Regions from separate parts of the Homo sapiens genome. Here region 2 is linked to region 1. A link is a loop called in an ENCODE intact Hi-C map of the cell type or tissue named here. Cell type or tissue: OCI-LY7. All regions are shown on one strand. Each heading gives the region's core, and the rest is flanking DNA. Links, peaks and the distances in the headings are about the cores only. Region 1 overlaps EPC1-AS1 (EPC1 antisense RNA 1). Region 2 overlaps IATPR (ITGB1 adjacent tumor promoting lncRNA).

Region 1 (8,342 bases), core at 262-8,261:
ACATAGAGATTCCTTAATAAATAGTTCCTTCTCCTCCAATTCATCTGTATAGAAATAACATCAGTCTTACTTTCCTGCTCCATACCTGATATGTTTAACTAATTAACCATTAGCTAAGTGTTGAATTATATTATTCTCATAAATTAAAATATGTTTTTATTTTTAAAATTTCTGTTATATATACCATTAGAAATTATTACAGAAGGTTCTAAAATAAAAATTTTAGTTCTAATATAATACTTCAATACTAATTTTATTTCCCTGCTTCATCTTCACAGTTTATATTTACCATGATGTTTATTTGATGACACCGTGAACAAAATGTGCAAAATGAGGCCCTACCATGTTTTAAAAAATGTTTTCATCAAATGGATCTCAGAGGGACATGCCCAAAACTCCTGCTACCAGAGTGATCCTCTCTTCATCTCTTTTCTCTAGCCAATAAATCAAAGTTTCATTTCTCATTTTGCAATAGGAATTTGTATTAGGCAACCATCTGTAGCATCTATTTGGGTTATATCTAAAGCTTAAGGGCTACATCCTCTCCCAACCCCAATATGTGAGTACTTGATGCCCGAATCATGGTCCTTCAATGGAAGAACACTTGTCAAATCCTATTTAAACAGATCTAAATTAAAAAAATATTTTTTTTCTAAAAATATTATTTGGCCTTCATTTGGGAATCTCACACATCTAAGACCTTAGATTTAAAGTATCTTTAGAACTCTAACCACATTGGAGTGTAGACTCCATTACAGCAGGAATCCTTGCCTCTTTTGCTTAATATTGCATCATAGCATCTTATCAGAATGATACATAATAGATGGGGGAAGATCTAGAATAAACAAACCCCCGAATAAAAATAGAAACAAATGTTGAACAAATCAATTATAAAATCTGCTTTTATCTTTTTCATAAAAATATTTATAAAATTATACATCTGCTTTACTTTCCCTTTAGATTCTCCATTTGATAATCATTTTGGAAAGATCAAAAACAAAGTCATAACACAAACACACATTTTGTGTATCATTTTCCTCTTGTTTTCTTTTGCAAAACCATGCTGAGGAGGACAGTGGTGTATCTGTATCGTCTTATGGAAAGTAGTAACACATCTAGCAAATAACAGAGGTAAATATGCATGAGAAGTGGGTAGAATTGGAAACAGACAATTTCAGGTCTATATTGTGCGTGATTTCACAGGATAGAATTTTATTTTATATTTTCTTCTTTTAAAAAAGTTCATTCCAAGGTAGATTAGATTAGCCCTGGCTAATATTTTTAGCATTTTATGTTTGGTCACCTTAACATCTCTAAATCTTTCTTCCCTTTGTTACCTTACCCTACCATTACCTATCATCTAATGAGTTTGGCTAACCTGAAACTTCCTCAGTCTTTAACAATACTAATGAATGCAAGTTAATAAATTAGGAAATTGTGTTGGTTCATTACATTGTCTTAATATAATTTTCAGTTTATTTGTTATTGATTGAGCTCCTTAATTTCAAGTTCATTTTTCTGAGGTTTATTGTTTCTAATTTGATTTACAGATTCTCCATGTCTTTGGCATTATTTCTTTCTGCTTTCTGCAACCTGTTTTTTGGTAATTTCACTACTCATTAGCCCCTCCCTCCATCAGAGGGATGGGCAGGATGAGAAAAATGATATGACAATATAGTAAATTTTGCTACTTGCTATTATCTGATAAAATGGTGTTCAAGAAAGAAATAAGTGTGTAACTGTTGACTAAAATGACATTTTGGGAATTTTTTAAAATAATTTTTTATTGTCCATGATCTAGCAACTGTTACCATGAAAGACTGAGTTAGTTCTCTATCTGCTAAATTTAATAAATAAAGGTTTTTAATCCAAAAATTTGTTATAATTCTAATCACAATCACACCAAGCTCATGAACTACATTTCTATAAAAATGTTATCAATTAAAAAAAATAATGTTCAAGGAATCAAGAGCTAAAATGAAGCTCAAGGTGGATTTTAAAATGGAGAATAATATAAAATAGTGAACTGTTTTTGCCTCATAGATTTCAACCTCCTTAAATACTTAGTGATGTAAGAGTCATATATAAAATGTTATCAGTCATATAAATATATATGAAGGATTTTTAAAAGTGAAGATTTAACTATAATAGTTACTTCATAATCAATGATGTAATAGTCAATGATGTAGGAGAACAAAGAGCATTGCATAGCTCCATATGGACTTCAGAGCATCAGTTTGTTTTTAAAAGGGGGCTACCTTATATACACATGTTTAGTTTTCAGAGATTAAATAAAATAAAAATTATCGCCATTCTGAATAGCAGACTATTTTAGCAATACATGTGTTGGAAAGTATATTTTATTTGGTAGATCAACTTCAGAGAACTAAACTCTCCAGCATAACCAGAGGGTTAGATAATATATTTACACCTGCAGTATTTCATTCTATAAATAATCTATAATGTCAAAAACTAGCCTTGATGGGGCATTTACATTTTATGAATAGCTAAAATGTTACAGTGAACATTTTCACATTTTTATGGCATAGTATAAACAAAATATGGGCTAATACATAATTATTTTTGAAGTTCAAGGAAAGGGATATATAGATAGAGTATAGAGACACAAAAATCAGAAATACTATTTTTAGCCATTTTCACACATCCTTTTACTTCAACCTGTTAAATGATTAAAAAGTGAAATGAGCATTTACGTATTTCAAAGTGGGTAAACACGCTAAATAATAATTCTTGAAATGTTCACTCTTTCAAAAAATAATCTCTTCAATCTTATGGAAAAGTGGTCTAGTGTACTATTTCAGTTGTTTTTATTTTATGTGACCAAAAAAAATACGCTTTAGGGTTCAATTACTGATTCGTCCCACTTTCTTTTTGAACTAAGGGCACACTTACTATCTCCATAAACAGCTAAAATGTTTACAGAGACCAGTAAAACCTATGTCAGATCGTAACACATTTTTGTTCTTGGGAGGCTTTGGGCCTAAATCCCACATTCTCTAATCAGATAACTCAATAAGAACAAAGATGGAAAAGATATAATCCTGCATTTAGATATGTGAACATCAAAATTTTTAAAGCCAAAAGCAATTGTGCACATATTCTTAAAAAATTATCTTATTCCAAAATATTTGTTATTTTTAAAACAAGACTATCTGTAATTCAGTTGAAGTATCATTTCAAAATGAAACAAACAATAATGTGGGAATTATTATATGACTACTTATTAGAAAAACCTCAGGAGAAACTTAGAATAGTTATTTAAGAAATCCCTAGGTTCAAAATGAAATTCAACTTTTACAATGTTGAAGGAACTAAAACTCAGACATTTGGTTAAATTGAAAATACACTAACACATATAATTTTGTAATATAAGGAAAATGCAAAATGTTACTAAAAGGATAAATCGACAGCTTATTACTGAATAATTCTGATATAGAGATGATAAATCAGATCAGATAAAACAACTGCAAACTGCATGCCTGTCCCTGATGTTCCCTCGGCTGGTTGTGACGACATGTCTGCTCTCACCATAGTTCACAGTTCACAGAAAACATTTAAATAACACAACTGAATACTTCCACTGACTAAAATGAACTTTCTTTAAGAAAATAAAGGGAGAAGAGAATAGATCAAATCTTGCCCCACCTCTTTTTTTTTCTTCCTTTTTTCTTTTAGTGAAACTGACATAAATTGTTGAGGAGCACTACAGCGCCACCAACACAGATCAATGCAAAACAAAAAAGATCTCCCACCGTGTGCAAAAAGAAAAAAAATTAGAAAAATGCCAAAAATTACAAAATGTCTCCCAAATGTACCGTATAGGAGAAAAACAAGATAGACCTGCAAAGATTATCTAATGAAGAGCTTCAAAGAAATAATATCATAGACTACAAGTTGAGATCTGATCAGCAAATAAAAGATCCACTATTTAGTAACAGCCATAACTTAATATAAACCCGGTTATGTCAACCTCCACCTTCATTATACCAAGGGCAGCTTTTCTGTAGTTTGTATCCAAGTAATCTATCAAGAGAACCACAATAGGTCCATTTAAAAAAAAACTATATCCATAGTTTGCCTGCTGATAATTGAGTCCTGGACAAATTAGGTAAGACATAATTTTTATAAAGAGGATATGCACATATTTGGCATTGCCAACATTACTGGCACAAAACAAGTCCATCTTGAAATATCTGAGTTCCTCTGTAGTTCACAGTAATTAAAGTATAATTTATATTATAAACATTTAGCTTTAACAATGAAAAAAAAAACTATTTTTTTTTCTTTTGGTAAAAATTAACCAGGCAAGATTAGGTAGAACGTGCAGAGATCAAAGCTAAAGAAAAATACAAAGATTGGTTTTGTTAGAAGAAACACAATGAAAATCCTTTTTAGCCGGTGGCTCTTTCAAAGACTGACATAAATGGTGAAAATTACAAACTTACCATTAGTGCAGGCAAAGAAGACGGCAGTTCTTGAAAAAAAATTGTAACAATATAGGCTGGATACTTGTGTCCCTAGAAACAACAGCCTCCAGGCAGCATATGGATCTTCCAACATCTTTAAAATGTTTGGTAAATAAAAAGTAATACTTTCTTCCATGATCGGTGGCCGAATGGGGTGGCTTCCCCCAGGATCTGTGGGCTTTTGGGGGAAATCGGAGAAATATCCACAGAAGATTAAAAGCAGAGGAGGCAGCACAGCCAGAAGACTCTGGGGTTAACAACTTTGCGATGGCAAGCAGGCGAGCGCTGATTGGCTGGGAGGGCAGTGTCCCTACAGTCTGCACTATCCCCCGCTGCCCCCGCCTCCTGCAGCTCGGAAAAAAATGCAGTGTGTGTGCCATTTTACACTGGGCTTTTAAAAGCACAGCCACCAAAATGACAAAAGTCTAAGCTCGCTATGAAGTGACACTGCAAGACAATAGCACCCACGGCTGCCTGTGAGCTCGGGGGAATGCCCCTTTTAACATCTGAAGGAACACTCTGGCTTCTTGGATGTGGGGTTTTTTTGTTTGTTTTTTGTTTTTGTTTTTTTTTTTTTAAAACAGCATTATCATGTTTTTCTTGAGCAGATTGTTGATCCTTTTCAACCACTCGATAGATCCTCTGCATGCAAACCTGGCCATGTAAAAACGATGTCCATCAAAATATTTTTTCGATTTGATCTCATGAAGGTACCTAGAGAAGCCAGTCATCCTGGAACAAAATTCATGACTCCTTTAGCTCCGAGATCTTTAATTCCTTGGGAAAAAAAATATAATTTCTTACTCACAGTAACTACGATGTGTGCAAAAAGTAAAATAAAATAATGAATTTAGCGGTTAAATGAAAACAATAGGCATATTCCCTCCCCCTCCCCCGCCCCCCTTAAAAACTGTTTCAAAAACCTTTACTGGCTGACAGAATTCTACCACTCTGCCTTACAAACAAAATGGCTGTGGTACTGAGTTTTTTAGGATCCTCCCACTGTGCCTCCTCCTGGCCTCCAGGAAGTGATAAAAATCCAAAATAAATACAGTACTGAAAGTACACCATTGAGTCTGAATTCGGGGGAAACCTTTGGTAAGAGGGTCTTAGAAATGTGCTGGTCATTATTAGTTTTTTAAAATTGTTTTGAAAAGAACATCAATCACTAGAGATTTACTTGACTGTAATTCGAACTTCCTGCTTTACATATTTATAAGGTCTTTCACCTATCTTGGCAGGCTTTCAAATTAAGTGGGCTGGGAAATTTGATGCTCGGTCTCTAGTTGTGAGCTGAGTCAGGTATTTGGTGGTTGCAACTGGGCTTTTAAATAAAGACAAAATCTAAGACTTTAAAAAAATGAACGTTAAACAGACGCAAGACTATGTTTGCTAATGTAAAGTCAGAAAAGTCGACAAAGATCGTAATGTGTCAAATACTGCATACATGTGTCAACATATTCAGTAAAAATTCTTTGCCCACTAAATTTTCTAACAAGCCAAGAAGAGAACAGGGTTTAAAGGAACTGGATTAAGAAAGGGGTGGGGAATTATCTACATTCTTCACAACCTCTTCCCCTCCCCACACACACCACACACATACACACACATGCACATATACACACACATACACATACATATACACACACACACGCACACACGCACACACACACACACACGTTGGTCTGGTATCCCTGCCTGGCACTTAATAGGTAACATTCTTAGAAAGATATAGCTAGGGTGACTATGAATTTATCATCTAACACAGGATACTTTGAGAGTGAAAAGGGCTAATTATAGGACAGCTGGAATAAACAGAGCCTGTCCATGATAAGCCAGGAGGTAGAACTCACTGTGTTTTTAGTGAGACCTCCTTGAACTTTCACTAGACAGGTTGCCTACCGCCATGGGGCCTGGGCCAATTTAGATAGCATTTGAGCTAGACCCCTCTCTGGGCCGCGTCTCCTGCGTTTGTTCTACTGCCAAGTGAAGTAGACAATCTGAGTGGACTTGGGGTCAGATATATTTAATGAACAGCCATGGTAAAGAAAATACCTAGATATGCACATCCATATGTGTATATACCTTCATATACTTTATTATCTGTAGATTAGGATGTTCTGTGCACTTCGTAAGATACACATACTTCTGATTACATGCTTTCCTATGGGATAATTTTCTTTGGAGTTTTTGAGACCATATTCATGATATACACAATTTGAGGGATTTTTGGTTTTTGTTTTGGGAAAGATAATATGTAGAATGAAATGTTTTGGTGGAGATTATCACAGAAATACATAAGATAAATAATTCTTTTGCTGTTTATTCAAACAGTTCTTAAGAACTTAGAATGTGCCAGGTATGATGCTTGGTGCTATATATATATTAGTGAACAAGTAGATAGTTTATTTCCTCCTTCATGGAGTTCATAATCTAGTGGAGAGACAGATAAATAGCAGGTGAACAAATACAGTTGATCCTTGAAGTATGTGGGGGTTAGGGGTGCCAATCCCCCATGCTGTCAAATATTCTGTGTAACTTTTAACTCTCCCAAAACTGAACTACTAATAACCTACTATTGACCTTACCAATAACATAAACAGTCAATTAACACACATTTTGTGTGTTGTATGTATTCTATATTGAATTTGTACAATAAAGTAAACTAGAGAAAAGAAAATGTTATTAAGAAAGTATAAGGAAGAGAAAATATACTTACTATTCATTAAGCAGAAGTGGATCATCATAAAGGTCTTTATTCCTCATTGTCCTCACATTGAGTATCTGAGGAGGAGAAAGAAGAGGAGGGTTTGGTCTTCCTGTCTCAGGAGTGGCAGGGGCGGCAGAGGTGGAGGAGGTGGAAGGGGAAGCAGGAGAGGCAGGAATACTCTGTGTAACTTTTACTGAAACAAAATCTGTGTATAAGTGGACCTGTACAGCTCAAACCTGTGTTGTTCAAGGGTCAAGTGTATATTATTGCACATTATTCTAAGTGCTATTAAAAAACCAAACAGGGCTGGGCGCAGTGGCTCACGCCTATAATCCCAGCACTTTGGGAGGCCGAGGTGGGTGGATCACTTGAGGTCAGGAGTTTGAGACCAGTCTGGCCAACATGGTGAAACCCTGTCTCTACTAAAAATACAAAAATTAGCTGGGCATGGTGGTAGGTGCCTGTAATCCCAGCTACTCAGGAGGTGAGGCAGGAGAATCACCTGAACCCAGGAAGTGGAAGTTCCAGTAAGCCAAGAGCATACCACTTCACTCCAGCCTGGGCGACAGAGTGAGACTCCGTCTCAAAAAACAAACAGTACAGTGTTAGAGAATAACAGGGAGGGAAATAAATAAACAAGGTGGTAAGGAAGTTGTCTCTAGAGGAGTGGGGCTTAACCTAGGCTTGAAGGATGACAAGGAGACACATTTGAAAAATATCGGAGAAGTCACAGTCTAGGAAGAGGCTACAGCATGTGCGAAGGCCCTGAGGCAGAATGAAGCTTGGCACATTCTAGGAAGGGAAATGAGGCCAGTGTGGTTTCAGCACATCAAGAAGTGCATCAGATGAAATCAGAAATGTAGACTGGAGAGAGATCCTGCAGAGGTTTGTAGGCCACAGAAAGGAATTCCGTGTTTAAGACAGAGAACGTTGAACTTCCAGATTTTAGAGGTTTTGATAATGATAAGGTCCAGAGAAGGTAGAGGGGAAAAAAAACCCCTCAATGCTAATTTTGAATTTACATAGCTACATTACAGGGTTTTGGTATTATATTTTTAAAAATCCATATTTCACTCACATAGTTACAGCCATTGATTATGACTCAGTTCATAAATAAATATGAATAAGACACAAATATCTGAGAT
Region 2 (8,342 bases), core at 143-8,142, 730 kb after region 1:
GCACTAGCATCCTATAGGTGGGAGGTAGAAGTGGGTAGGGTGCTCCCCCTCATTCCTGGGCTCCCCTCCATTTTCTGTTAGCTGCTTTTCTCAGTTGCTTATACACATATAAATGCCTCGGGTTGATTTTAGCCCTAGTGTACCTGCATCCTGACTCATGTCATTGTGCGCTGAGGTGTGGCCAGCAGACTAGAGTGCAGGTTAACAACATGGCACCCCGTTGATGGATCACCTACTCTTTCAGTACTTAATCGTACACTGCAGCCTATGCCACATCATTTTTTTTTTTTTTAATGTGGGGTCTTACTCTGTCATCCAGGCTGGAGTGCAGTGGCACGATTTCAGCTCACTATAACCTCTGCCTCCCAGGCTCAAGCAATTCTCCCACCTCAGCCTCCCAAGTAGCTGGGACTACAGGCGTACATCTCCACACCCAGCTAATTTTTGTATTTTTTTGGTAGAGACGGGGTTTCATCACATTGCTCAGGCTGGGCCACTTCATTTTGAAGGTTAATGTGTTTTGTTTTGTCAGCGGGATGATAAGCACTATGACAAGGACTCTAGTTGATTCTTTTTTGCTTTTCTCATGGTACCCAACATAGTGCTATAAAAATAGAAGGTAGACAAGAAATACACACAGGATGGAGAACTCTGTCCCATAGCTGTGGGGGTTTCTGAAAGGCCTTCAGGAAAAAGAGCTTCCAGATGTGGGGGCCATCTTCAGAAATCCTGCAGTCCTCAGGCAAATCTGGATGGTCTTACACGTCCAGGGACTGAAGAGAAGTCAACACGCTTCTATGATTGCTTGCAGTAGTTGCACTTAATCAGCTCTTGAGCTGTTGCTATTCTTCTAAGCAATACAGGGACCGAGGGGCTACCTTGTTTGCTTCTCCCCAGTCATGTACAGTCAGTCGTGCCTCCATATGGATGGATTTACATTGCAGAGGAACTGACAGGGAAGAGTGAGAGTCACAGCTTGATGGAGGTGTTCTGGGGCCATTTATGTAACTCACTTCTCTGTGCCTGGACTCCTAGAAGATGACTTCTAACAGAGTCAGTGTTTTGGATTCAACAGAGATTTTTCACTTTAGCAATTTAGAAAAATAAGTGTTTGGCTCTTCTCAGAGCCAAACATTTATCTGATTAAAGAACATAGAAACATGTGGTTGATTACATATGTTATGTTCAGATATGTGTTCTTTTACATCTAATATTTCAATATTTCTCCATTGTGACCAGGGCCAGCTCCTCTTAGTGATCAATGATTCAGTCCAGGTCTAGGGCTTCATCTTGACCATGAATATTTCGTTCTTGGATATTTTGCTTTCCTCATTCCTGAGCCTCACTGAGCGTTTCCTGTTGTTTTAAGATGAGCTCTTCTCAAACGCTTTATCAGCTCAATGCCTCTCCCAGGTGGTACTGGGCATGCTGTCATTGCTGCATAAGCCACTCTTGTTTATGTGGATATTACTGTTTCTCTTTCTGTTACTCTGTTCACTGTCTGGAGTCTTACTCTTCCAGTCTTCTGAGTTCCGGAGTCCTCTAACCATAGTACATACTTGAGTGATTGCTGGAACAATTTTAGGAGTTGTGACAGAGATAAAGTAGAATGGAGGTTTTTGCTAATTTGGGATGAACTCAGAGGATGGATAAGATACAAATAGGTGGAGAGAAAGAGAATACTAAGACATTGTTTTTAGTGTTGGTGGTGCAGTTTTTCTGCTCCTTAGCTCAGTTAGGTTGGGGTTCTTGTCTCACGACCAGGAAGAATTGGGCACGTGGACACTGGAGAATGAGTGGAATAGAATTATTAAGTGAAAGGAAAGCTCTCAGCAAAGAGAGGGTCCTGAAAGAAGGTTCTTGGTAGCCCGTTCACAGTTGACTACAAGGGCTTTTACATATCTGGTGATGGGGCTGGGTTCCCTATGTGTATAAGGCATGAATTCCTGGAGGCGCCACCCTGTCCTTTCAGTGCACATGTGGGACCTTAGTCTGAGCCACTTCATACTGATTTATTTCCCTTACTGTGCATGTGTTAAGGGATGAAATTTTTCACCACGGGCATGTTTAGGCAAGCTCCCTGTGCACAATGACCTTGGCAGGTTGGAGGTTCTCCAGGGACCTTCCCCTGTCTGCCTAGGAGAGTTCTCTGCCTCCTGCCTCTATCATTGGCATGGACCAGACAGACTGTGTAGAGAGAAGACTGGAAAAGCCTGCATTTGGGCCATGGGAAAGCTCAATGCCAGGCTACACAGGCTGTTCTCCCATTGCCAAGATGGCCCGATGAAGACATGAGCCCCCTGGCTGGTGTGATGAACGCTTTGTTTAGGGGGAAGATACAAGTGAAGTGGTGCAGAACTTACGTCTTTAAATCCACCACCACACTGGAAAATGTCCACAAAATAGTCTATTGACAGGTGATTTTTCTGGCTCAGGTTCCAAGCTGACTTGAAAAATGCCATTATGAGTTTTCTGCTGTTTTCATTTAATGGCTGAAACATCAGGTCTTGAAAACTTCAACTGGTCACTTCCTCTAAGCTACTCAGAAAAATATTTCCCTTTTATTAGTGTCCGAACTGTGCATGCATGTATGTGTTACCTCAATGCCCACTATGGTGGTCTGTTTTTAAGCTGGTCCTCTGTGATCCCTGTCTCCAGTATGTATGCCTTGGTATATGGTCCTCTTCACTTGAATGTGGACAAGCCTTAGTTACTATTGTCTACCAGCTAGAATATGGCAAAAATCATGGTATGCCATTTTCAAGATGAAGATATGAAAAGACTGCACCTTCCATTAGGGGTATCTTCTCTCACATTCTGTCTCTTGGAATCCTCATCTGAGGAAAGGCACATCCTATGTTGTAAACAGCCTTATGGGGTGGCCCACATGACAAGGACTTGATGTCTCTAGCCAAAAGACAGTGAAGACTTGAAGCTTGCCAATGGAACGTGAGTGAACCCAGAAGCAGATCCTTCCCGGTTTGAGCCTTCAGATGACAACAGCCCCAGCCAGCACCTGCACTGCAGCCTTGTGAGGTACCCTGAGCTGGAGGACCCAGCTAAGCTGTTCTTGGATTTCTGACCCACAGAAACTGTGAGATCATAAATGCTTGCTGCTTTAAGCTGTTAAATTTGGGCTAATTTATTATACACAATAAATAACAAGTACATCCACTTATAGTGGGTTTGTGAAATAAAATTGAGGCATGTTCATGTGATAGGACATAGGTCAGTCATTAAAATGTGAAATAGAAGAATATTTAATAACATGACAAAATATTCACAATACACTGTTATTTAACAATATCAAATTGTTGTTAAACAACTGGTACTATATGGTACAAGATATATGTGAAAAATACTAAATTTATATTCACCAGCATGGGTTAAATATCGAAAATGGAATTTATGGCTGGAATATTTGTTATTTGACGTACTTTCTACATGTACTTTTAAAAGCATGTGCATGACTTTTAAAAGCAGAGGAGAAAAAACAATGCACTCTTAGACTGCACACAGAGGGCAGACCTTAAGCATGGATCTAGTATAGCCACACTTGAAGATACCAGGACATTTTGAGGGGGATTTTTAACCTACTGAACACAAACTGATAGCTAGCACTGTTCAAGCTCAACTTCAACACTGCAGATGAGTAATTCATTTAAAATAAATATTCATTATTTATTAGGATCCAGGAATGCCTTCTTCCATAGGCGTATTCAGCACATCAGAAATGTCCTTGAAGCACCCATAATTTCAGCCCTTTGGAAGGCTGAGGCAGGTGATCACTGGAGGCCAGGACTTCGTGATCAGCCTGGCCAATATGGTGAAATCCCGTGTCTCCTAAAAATACAAAAATTAGCCAGGTGTAGTGGCACATGCCTGTAATCCCAGCTACTCGGGAGGGTGAGGCAGGAGAATCCCTTGAACCTGGGAGGCGGAGGTTGCAGTGAGCCAAGATCACACCACTGCACTCCAGCCTGGGTAACAAAGTGAGACTCTGTCTCAAAACGAACAAACAAACAGACAAAAAGGAAATGCCCTTAAATCTTTAGTTGCACTGGTTATCCATCCGAGGTTCAGGCACCCTCACTGAAAATGTCATAGAGAGCTTCTGTGGCTCACAAGGAGAGTTGTTAGATCACAGGTAGTCGGTCAGCCAGAACAAGACAAAGCCTGGGAAAATTCAGTGCTTAGGACTTGATTTTTAAATCGCTTTGCCAACTTAATAGAGGCTTAAAATTTTCCATACAATTCCCATACTAGTGATATGGACAGGAGGTGGGGAAATACTGGGTAGAAGAGGGTGGTTCCCCGGCAAAGTCCTCACCCTCAGGCCTGGAAACCGCGGCCCTAAATGAGAACGGTTATCCTTGTTTTTCAGCCCAAATGTTACTTTTTTGGTTCTCCTTGTCCCTTCCCCACCATCTTGTGCCCATATAAATCCCAGACCTCAGCTGTCAGATAGTCAAGCAGCTGAACATGGAGAGGAGAAGGAGCAACTGAGTGTTAGAGACTATGGATAGAGGTGGCTTAACTTCAGAAGGCATGACTCCAGCCGCGCTTCAGGAAAAGATCACCTTCTTTCGGCACCATCATCTTTCCAGCTCCCCTCCGCTAAGAGCCACCTCCATCACTCAGTAAAACCTCTGCATTCACCATCCTTCAAGTCCGTGTGACCTGATTCTTCCTGGATGCTGGACAAGAATCAGGGTACCAAGAGGGCAGGGTGTATGCCACCGTGATTCTCCACTGAGCTGGTTAACACTTAGCCATCCGTGGACGGCAAATACTAAAAGAGAATTGTTTGCAACACATGCCCTCTGGGGCTCCAGAGGTCGGGGGCAACCCCTAGAGGCTGCTGTGGACCAGTACAGGGTTCGTTCCTGCTGGCGCCTAAAGACACTCACCCTGGCTCTTTCACCCGCTCACCTGCATGCTCCTCCTCCCACAAGGGGTTTAAGCTCTGCTGAGCAAAATGAGCCGCCCCCCACCCCACTGTCGCAGGTCCCACAAGGGGGTCAGGGAACTCTCCCATCTCACTGGTTTCCTCAAAGCAGTAAGACACTAGAACTCACTTTTTCTAGGTGGAGATGAAATCCGTATACTGCAGTTGAATAGCTGCCACAGCAAATAGAAATGACCGCTATGGTTTGTTCCTAATTATGGTTTTAAATTTCTATAGGATCTCTTCACTTTGGGGAGAACTTTTTCACTATTGGCTTTTGGAAATAGACATTATAGTGATTTGGCTCAAACAGAAAAAAAAGGCTTCTTTCTGAAAAATCTAGAATTTTCATCAGTTTTGCATTCATTCTAATTAAACGTAGGTGTAATATTAAAGTGAAGTAACCTCATCCTCATTTCTTAGGAAAAACATCAACCAAAACCGTATTTTTCATGTTTCATTTCAGTTTCTCTAAAGTATCAGTGCACTGTCCATCATAAGCAATTGAAAGAGTTTGTGCTAGTAACTGCTTTGCAGGATATCAGAGTGAGTTCAGACAGCCTGAGTTTGTTCCCCATCCCACCATTCAGTGACTCTGTGACTTTCAATTCCTCAGTTTCCCTTATCTGTATCACAAGCACTTGCTTCACAGAACGTTAGGAGGGTGAATTTAGCGAATGTTGTTAGAACCATGTCAGCTATGAAGCATGTGCTCAGTAGATATACTCATTACTCTGGAGACTGATCAATATAGTCTCAGTAGAACTCTTTCTGAAGACAGACTTGGTTTCAATGAACAATTTAATCAATGGGAAATATTTTGTAGAAATAGAGAATTTAACAAACTCTTGGATTATCCAATGCTGCATGATAAATTGATGGAGTCAGAAGACAAAGTGCAATGCAGGCTTACTGGGTAAAGCCCAAATTCCTCAATCTTTTGGAAATGAGAAGAAGGACGCTTAAAGCTCATTATTGTCATGGATCTGGGAGGTTTTTACAATTCCCAGGAAGGTTTAGAGGAAGGTTTAGATGGCTATTAATGTAACTGACCCCAGGCGACTCTGACCCAGGAAGTTCACAACAGCCTTCCCAATGAATCAGGTCAAAAGGTCACCTTTTTTTTTTTTTTTTTTTTTTTTCAGAGAACGGGGAAGATGCTAATGTGGGAACTGGTTAGGAGAGCATCTGGACATTGCTATTCTTAATTATTCTGGAAGCAAAGAGCAGAACAGTTGAATCACTTTAATGAGAGTTACAACTTGCTGAGGTTAAACCAGTGTCCGCATCTGGGAACCCATGCAAACTATTCAGGAGGTAAAGAAAGAGACCAGGAAGGTAGATAGAAAAATAGGGAACTCACTTTTTAGGATTTTTTCGAGCCTATTTTGTTAATATCAGTATCTATCCTTCCCTTTGTATTCTTGTGAGTCTTCTTTTCAATTTCTTCTAAGGGACTTGATACAAGCTTGGGTTTGGGACATGTTCTTACTAATGGACCAAAGGATAACATCAATAGCACCAGGTACCTGTTCTACACCACATGCATCATATGTATCATCTCAGTTAATCTTCACAATAATCTTGTAAGGATGAGACTTGAACCTTCATTTGACAGATGAGGAACCTAACGCTCAGAAAGGGTAAGCAATTTGCTTAAAGTTACACAGCTCAGACATGGCAAGTTGAAGTTTAATCACAGGTGCACCGGAGTTCAATGCCTAGACCCTTTCCTCTGCTTGTTCCAGGGTCTCAGAGGAGGAAAGGAGAACAATTTATGTCAGATAAACTTATTTGCCCAAAACATGTGTAGGAATTTACGTCACTGCACTCATTTCTACAGCCTCGTTTGTTCACAAAATGCTCTAATCACAGATAAGTGGGAGCCACCTTTCTGAACAGAGAATCGTTGGAGTAACTTCAAAGCCACCAGAAATGTAGGGGAGTTTGGGATAGAACCTTGAAATAATTTTTGGTTACCAGTAAGCACAACAAATAAAACAGTGAAGTCATTCGTAGGAAGATGTGAGAAAGTGTTTAAAACACAACTTTTGAGAGTTAGAAAGACCTAGAAAGAGTATCACTGGTTCCCTTGGGGATTTCACCAGTCCTTAGCTACAACACAGTCAGTTGTATAGAGCTTTCGGATGTGCGTATATGTACAATTTCGAAAAAGTTCAATTGGTTCAATTGCAGAAAGCTGCCCCAATCTGCACATGGGCCAATTTCCATTTGGTGCTGAAACAGTTTTATAGAAATTGCAATAATGTAGCCCACTCGCTGCATGGACAGAAGCTGCCTATTTCAAGTTAGGTGTTCATTCAATTTTCTTGTCCTTTATTTCTATATTTAGTTTATTCCCTTCCAAAGATGTGTAACGATAAGAAAGAGAGAAGAAGTAAGGAAGGAAGATATTTTCTTTTCTCTATATGTGTGTTTTATCAACACAGCCTCAGCTTGAGATCTCTTGGGAAAAGCATTTCAAGACAGGCAGAATGATGTCCTTCCTGCCACAACATAATTTTCCAGTTGCCAGGGGAAAACTACATATTGTACCCAAAACAACAACCGAGAGAACAGATAATAATCACTCCCTAAGAGCACTTGCTTCAGCTTCTCTCAGAAAAGGCTGCAGAAACGATCTTGAAGTTACTATTAACTCTGTATTTTAAAAGAGACAAAATGGATTCCTGTCCTTCCTTGCTGGAATGGCTGTATCGCTTTCTGCAGTCAGGGTCTCCATTTTTACTTAACAAAATCTAGCACGGCTGGTCTAAAGGTATGGGAACAGTGAAAGGGGCGGATCAAGAGAAGTCTGCTGAGGGGTTCAAATTTCTTTCTTGGTCCTCCCCCCAAGATGTTCTTGTCAGGTGCAAAAATCCTGTGATCTGCACAGCAATGCGTGTGAAAACCACATGTTTTGATGCAATACAACTGTCCTTGCACAATTCTTATCCGGAAGCTTATAAGAAAAGTGCGATTTTCTTAGAAGCACTCGTATTGAATGTAAGTGTATCCTTTCCCCAATACTCAGAATGTTGTGGTTCAGCAGCAGTGACCAAACCCCTCAAGTAGCTGCCCTATGAAAACAAATCCCCCCTGCAGCTGGGTTTTTTTTTTCTTTTTTTTTTTAGGAGCCACACAGGCCAACATCCTAAGGATTTTTGCAAACTGTAGCACTGAGTGGCTCTGCCCTCTCAGGCCTCCCTTAATGAAGACCTCTTGGAGGACTCATATTGAGCTATTATTGCAGGCATTGCCAAAGGCTTTCTTCACCCCCACCTGTGAGCTCTGCAAAAAACCCAGAAGTGGTTGGCACTATTTTTATCAAAAGCAAATAAAAAATAATAATTTCCTCAGGATATACATCCTCTCAGAAAAGAAAAAAAAATTT

Evidence for each region. A loop is a pair of places that touch in the nucleus more often than their neighbours do. Peaks named below come from ENCODE experiments on the same cell type or tissue, not always from the same donor. Only the 100,000 strongest peaks of a DNase experiment are listed, where the experiment ranks them.
Region 2: a loop joins it to region 1, with 2.5 times the contacts of the local background. A loop is called at or near these places in 2 of 110 quality-filtered maps.

What each region holds. Positions count from the first base shown.
Region 1 is chr10:32,374,025-32,382,366 of GRCh38, forward strand. EPC1-AS1 (EPC1 antisense RNA 1) reads left to right here. Exons shown (of 2, transcript NR_104163.1): 2 at 279-464. It also overlaps a transcript of EPC1 not described here. Among named protein-coding and RNA genes, the nearest start is that of EPC1-AS1, 31 kb to the left of the region's middle. RefSeq lists enhancers at 4,340-4,840, 4,841-5,341 and a silencer at 5,716-5,817. In OCI-LY7, for the core only: CTCF peaks have their summits at 3,754 and 3,970; DNase peaks (open chromatin) are centred at 3,747, 4,807, 5,477, 5,737 and 1 weaker place; H3K4me3 peaks cover 4,645 bases; H3K27ac peaks cover 3,769 bases.
Region 2 is chr10:33,102,107-33,110,448 of GRCh38, forward strand. The region is part of intron 1 of IATPR (ITGB1 adjacent tumor promoting lncRNA); the gene reads right to left. Among named protein-coding and RNA genes, the nearest start is that of IATPR, 11 kb to the right of the region's middle. In OCI-LY7, for the core only: a CTCF peak has its summit at 4,870 (motif pointing left); DNase peaks (open chromatin) are centred at 175, 1,765 and 4,871; H3K4me3 peaks cover 439 bases.